Regions from separate parts of the Homo sapiens genome. Here region 2 is linked to region 1. Evidence: chromatin loops called from intact Hi-C (ENCODE). Cell type or tissue: ovary. All regions are shown on one strand. Links, peaks and the distances in the headings refer to the core of each region. The heading gives the core; the rest is flanking DNA.

What was found. Hi-C counts contacts between places; a loop is a spot of excess contacts. Peaks named below come from ENCODE experiments on the same cell type or tissue, not always from the same donor. Only the 100,000 strongest peaks of a DNase experiment are listed, where the experiment ranks them.
Region 2: it touches region 1 in a loop (1.9-fold over the local background); 5 of 110 quality-filtered maps call a loop at or near these places.

The regions. Positions count from the first base shown.
Region 1 is chr16:69,860,540-69,863,448 of GRCh38, reverse strand. The region is part of intron 6 of WWP2 (WW domain containing E3 ubiquitin protein ligase 2); the gene reads right to left. Among named protein-coding and RNA genes, the nearest start is that of MIR140, 71 kb to the left of the region's middle. In ovary, for the core only: no CTCF peak of the experiment used is centred there; a DNase peak (open chromatin) is centred at 1,609; H3K4me3 peaks cover 464 bases; H3K27ac peaks cover 1,129 bases.
Region 2 is chr16:69,813,446-69,816,354 of GRCh38, reverse strand. All of the region lies in intron 4 of WWP2 (WW domain containing E3 ubiquitin protein ligase 2), which reads right to left. Among named protein-coding and RNA genes, the nearest start is that of WWP2, 53 kb to the right of the region's middle. In ovary, for the core only: no CTCF peak of the experiment used is centred there; no DNase peak of the experiment used is centred there; H3K27ac peaks cover 1,111 bases.

The sequences.
Region 1 (2,909 bases), core at 315-2,814:
CAGGCTGGTCTTGAAGTCCTGACCTCAGGACTTCACCCGCCTCGGCCTCTCAAAGTGCAAGGATTACAGGCATGAGCCATCACGCCCAGCCTTTCTGTATCTTGATTATGATAGTGACTACCTGGCTGTATGCTTTTGTCAAAACTTACAGAACTATACACTAGTAAGGGTAAATTTTACTGTTTGTAAATTATAGTAACTTAATAATTTAAAAAAGCCATTTGTGGAGAAAATGTAAAAGTGAGCAAAAGTTGTAGAAGGCAGGTATGGCGTGAGGGTATGGTCAAAAAAACAGCAAGAATGTGGATGGGAATGTGATTCAGGCAAAATTCAAGACCCTACAAACATTTCTAAATTAATACATGTAGGATTCTATAAAGACTAGGGACATATCTCTCCCAAATGCCGAGAATTCATGGCTAGGCCGGGGGTGGCGGCTCACACCTGTAATCCCAGCACTTTAGGAGGCCAAGGGCGGAGGACTGCTTGAGCCCAAGAGTGCAAACCCAGCCTGGCAGCACAGGGAGACCTCGTCTCCATAAAAAATTATTTTAAATTAGCCAGGTATAGTGGCAAGTGCCTGTGATCCCAGCTATGCGGGAGGCTGAGGTGGGAGAATCATTTGAGCTGGGGAGGTCGAGGCCGCAGTGAGCTGTGATCACACTCACACCACTACACTCTATCCTGGGCAATAGAGCAAGAGACCCTGTTTCCAAAAAAAAAAAAAAAAAAAAAAAAAAGAATTCATGGCTGGCTGGATACCAGGTTCCAAGCATACTTTTCTATCTTGGTAAAAGAGGCCCAGAATATGAAAGGGAGGTTCATTGACCCCAGATTCAGGCCCACTGGTATTCAAGTTCAGCAAAAGAGAAGTTTCAAGGTATAAAAACTGATTACTGGCCAGGCATGGTGGCTCATGCCTGTAATCCCAGCACTTTGGAAGGCCGAGGTGGTTGGATTGCCTGAGGTCAGGAGTTCGAGACCAGCCTGGGGAATGGAGGCTGCAGTGAGCTGAGAGAGATCCTGCTGCTGCGCTCCAGCCTAGGTGACACAGCGAGACTCCATCTCAAAAAAACAAAACAAGGGCCAGGCGCGGTAGCTCACGCCTGTAATCCCAGCACTTTGGGAGGCCGAGGTGAGTGGATCACCTGAGGTCGGGACTTCCAGACCTGTCTGACCAACATGGAGAAATCCCGTGTCTACTAAAAATACAAAATTAGCCGGGCATGGTGGCGAATGCCTGTAATCCCAGCTACTCAGGAGGCTGAGGCAAGAGAATCACTTGAACCCTGGAGGCTGAGGTTGCAGTGTGCCGAGATCACACCATTGCACTCCAGCCGGGGCAACAAGAGCGAAAGTCTGTCTCAAAACAAACAAACAAAACAAAACAACCTGATTATTGATTTTCCTCCTATAAAACAGGCACAAAAAGTAAAATTACCTAATAAAACTCCTCTCACATTCCAATCCGGGTAAGCGGTATTTGCCTAGGATTACTAGAACCAAGAGGGCTCCCCACCTCAAGTCTGTCCTTCCTCTGAGCACACTCTTAACTGGTCATTGTCTTTTAATAGCTGCATGGAAAAAAAAATTCAGTGGAGCTGGGCCAGTTTCCAGCAAGACAGAACCAGAAAGAAACAGGCACTTAAAATAGAAGCATGAAAAAATAAAAAAGGAAGCCGTAATGGGAAAAGAAACAGTGTCCACCACCCAGAGAAGCGCCAATAAATAAACCTACTCCCACCTGCACCCCCCTCAATTCTTCCTCCCCACTCAAATGTGGATTAGAAAAAAAAAAAAAAAGGAGAGGGCGGGTAAAAGGAGAAGTGAACCGGGAAAGGCACAATTAGAGTTAAAATGGGCCCCTTCTGGTCACTGCAAGCGCAATTTACGGCTCCATTCCACACCCTACCTCTGGACTGCCAGCCTCACAAATGACAGGGAAGGTAAAAATAAAATCGCTGCCAAGTCCATTCTAAATTACAGAAAGACTTCCGGAAGACAAACAATTTCCTTTTGCGCACCCTAGAGTACAGAGCAACCTTCTCAAAGGTGGCAATTTCATTAGACTAAAAAAACTCACCTTGAGAGAGAAGGTATAGTAAATGGTGACTTGTCCAATCTACTTCCAGGCCGTATGTTGGGCTTAGCTGAGAAGAGTGCTCAAATGCCCTCCCAAACTTCAAAGAGAGCTAGAGAGTTCAGAGGGGAAGTGTTCACCTGCTCAACGTGGCCATTGATGGCTTGAGGTACCCTGAACAGAGACAGCAGCCTGTGATTTGTCCTATGACCTGAGATCCCCTGACCCTGAATTATGAGTGCATAGGACACTGTTGCCGCTTAGGAGATGAGCATCCCCATCAACCTCCACTGTGCACAGGAGGAATCTCCATGGGGCTGGCCCCCAAGGAATGCAGAGCACAACCTGTACAGGTGCGCCAGAAAAGCCTCTTCACTTTCTCGCTACTGGCATCATTCCCTGTTTGAATCTGGCCCACTCACTGCCTCCTTTTACTATAGCTCCAGACCAGAAAGGACTACACAGGACCTTGAATGAATGGGGGACTACAGTATATTAGAGTGTTCTTTCTTTCCTTTTTTTTTTTTTAACTAGAGATCGAGTCTTGCTATGTTGTCCTGGCTGGTCTCAAACTCCTGGCCTCAAGCAATCCTCCAGCCTCGGCCTCCCAAAGTGTTGGGATTAGAGGCATGAGCTGGGTAGAGCATTATTTCTAAGTGTTCTGACACGACAAATCACAAGGCAGGAATTCAGCAGGACGGAGGCAGGCTCCAAAAAGAATATGTTCAATGGACATCCCTCAAAATACCTCTCTAGACCCCTACCAAGGGAGAGTCAGACCCTTTGCTGATCTACTTGCCCGGCATTCTCTTCCTGGACTTTCCACCCA
Region 2 (2,909 bases), core at 92-2,591, 47 kb after region 1:
TCACCTCAGTCTCCAAAGTGCTGAAATTACAAGCGTGAGCCACTGCACTGGGCTAAGTAATTATTTTTAATTGTGGTAAAATATACATGATATGAAATTTTACACACCTTTTACAGTCATACAAAATATTAATAATAATGTTCAATTTAGGGAGCAAGAGAAAAACTCTCAGAATCTAGTATTATTGTAATCATTCCACAAGATTGAAATAGTGGTTTACCAGGTTGAAAAAACTAACTGGGTATGCAGGACTGGGTTAGCAGTTTCTACCATGAAGCCTGTTGAAGGCACCAGGGTCTGTAGCTGTCTTTTACTTTTGTCCCTTGCTGCCTCCTCAGCTGAAGAATGGTGAGTAATTTATCCAATTTAAGTTTAAAATTGCCAGCCTGGGCAACATAGTAAGACCCTGACTCTACAAGAAATTTAAAAATTAGCCTGGTATGGTGGCACACGCCTGTAGTCTTAGCTACTCAGAAAGAAAATAAAGCAGAGAAAGGAAATTGGGAACATGTGTTGAGGCCATAATATACAGTATGTATGATTCCATTGCCTTTTTTTTTTTTTTTTCGAGACGGAGTCTTGTTCTGTCGCCCAGGCTGGAGTGCAATGGGGCGATCTCGGCTCACTGCAACCTCCGCCTCTCAGGTTCAAGCAATTCTCCTGCCTCAGCCTCCCAAGCAGCTGGGACTACAGGGACCCGCCACCACACCCGGCTAATTTGTGTATTTTTAGTAGAGACGGGGGTTTCACCACATTGGCCACGCTGGTCTCAAACTCCTGACCTTGTGATCCACCCACCTCAGCCTCCCAAAGTGCTGAGATTACAGGCACCGTGCCCAGCCCCTGCCCCTCTCCTTTTTTTTTTTTTTTAAAGAGACAGGGTCTCACTCTGTCACCCAGGCTAGAATACAGTGCCATGATCATAGCTCAGTGAATGATCTATGGCCTAGGGCCAGGAGTTCAAGGTTACAGTGAGCTATGCTCGAGCCACTGTACCCTAGCCTGAGTGACAGAGTAGGTCCTTGCCTCTAAAAAACTAACAATAAAAATTAGGCCGGGTGAGGTGGCTCACGCCCGTAATCCCAGCACTTTGGGAGGCCAAGATGGCCTGATCACCTGAGATCAGGAGTTTGAGACTAGCCTGGCCAACATGGTGAAACCCTGTCTCTACTAAAAATACAAAAATTAGCCAGGCATGGTGGCTCATGCCTGTAATCTCAGCTACTCAGGAGTCTGAGGCAGGAGAATCGCTTGAACCCAGGAAGCGAAGGTTGCAGTGAGCCAAGATCGTCCCACTACACCCCAGCCTGAATGACAGAGGAGTGAGACTCCATCTCAAAAAAATAAAAATAAATAAATAAATATTTTTAAAAAACTAATAATAAAAATAAATTTAAAGTTGTTTTTAACTGAAGAGCAACTTTTTAAAAATTTCTTCTCTTCTCCCACTGACTCAAGTTCCAAGGTTCAGTAGTTTTATTTATCTTCCAGCTGAAAAACTGGAAAAACAGTGCTGTGTTTACTTTAAAATAAATGGGTACACTGTCTGTCAGGTACAGCTGCTCAAGACCCACGGCCCATCCACCAGAACACTCCATCCTCACGGAGCAATAAGGGAGGAGGCCCACCGCTCATGACTGGCCTGTCTGTTCTTGGAATGTAAAGTGCTGTAATAACCCTCTGCTTAAAAGATTTTTAAATAAATAGGAGGTTGTTTTCTTTTTCTTTCTCTTTTTGAATCTGGTAGACACACGAGGAAAGAGAAGAAACACACACAGAACATGGACAGCATAAAGTACGGAGCTTTTCAAAATCAACTTCACCTTTCATGGTGGTGTGGGTACAGGAATTCTCAAATCGCCTTCTGTGCATTACAGATGTGAAGGAATTTGTAAATATTTATAAATAGTGTTGAGTGCCAGGGTTCTCATGAGAGTGGAGGAAGGTTAGGAAGAGCCCTGTGGAGCTGAGTTGGAATTGGATTGGTGGCTTCAGTACAAATTCATAGTGTTTAATATACAGGTTCAGTAGCCAGGCACAGGACCGCATGCCTGTAGTTCCAGCAACTCTGGAGGCTGAGGCAAGAGGATCGCTTGAGCCCAGGAGTTCGAGGCTACAGTTACCTATGATCACACCACTGCACTGCAGCCTAGACGACAGAGCAAGACCTTGTCAAAAACAAACAAACAAACAAACGACCCCACATTTGGTATGCAAGGTACCTGACTTTATTTTCCCTCAAGTGGTTTAGCTTACTGGTTCTCAAACAAGTGTGTCCCCGAATCCCAAGGGCTTGTTGGCCTGAGAATTTAGGTGTCTGACATATTTCCTGGAGATGCTTGTGCCACTGGCCTCAGGATCACACTTCAAAAACCACTGGGTTAGCTGATGATCTTAATGCCACTTGTTTGCCTTTCTCTTCTGATTTTAAATGCCATCTTTATCACATAGTAAATTTTACCTATATTGGATTATGTTGGGACAAAAATATATGATGGGGACATGTGAAAAGATACAGCAGCAAGCTTGAAGAGGCAGCCACTGGCCAAGCCAGAGATCATTTTAGCATGAAATCAACACCAGAGGCCAGGCACAGTGGCTCACAGCTGTAATCCCACAGCACTTTGGGACGCCAACGTGGGAGGATCACTAGAGCCCAAAAGTTTAAGACCAGCCTTGGGCAACATGGTGAAACCCTGTCTCTACAAAAATACAAAAAATAAAAATAAAAAATTTAGCCAGCACACACCTGTAGTCCCAGCTACTCTGGAGGCTGAGGTGGGGGGATCGCTTGAACCCAGGAAGCTGAGATTGCGCTACTGCACTCCAGCCTGGGTGACAGAGCAAGACTCTATCTAAAATAAACAAACAATTTAAAAAACAACAAAAAAAAGGCTGGGCGCAGTGGC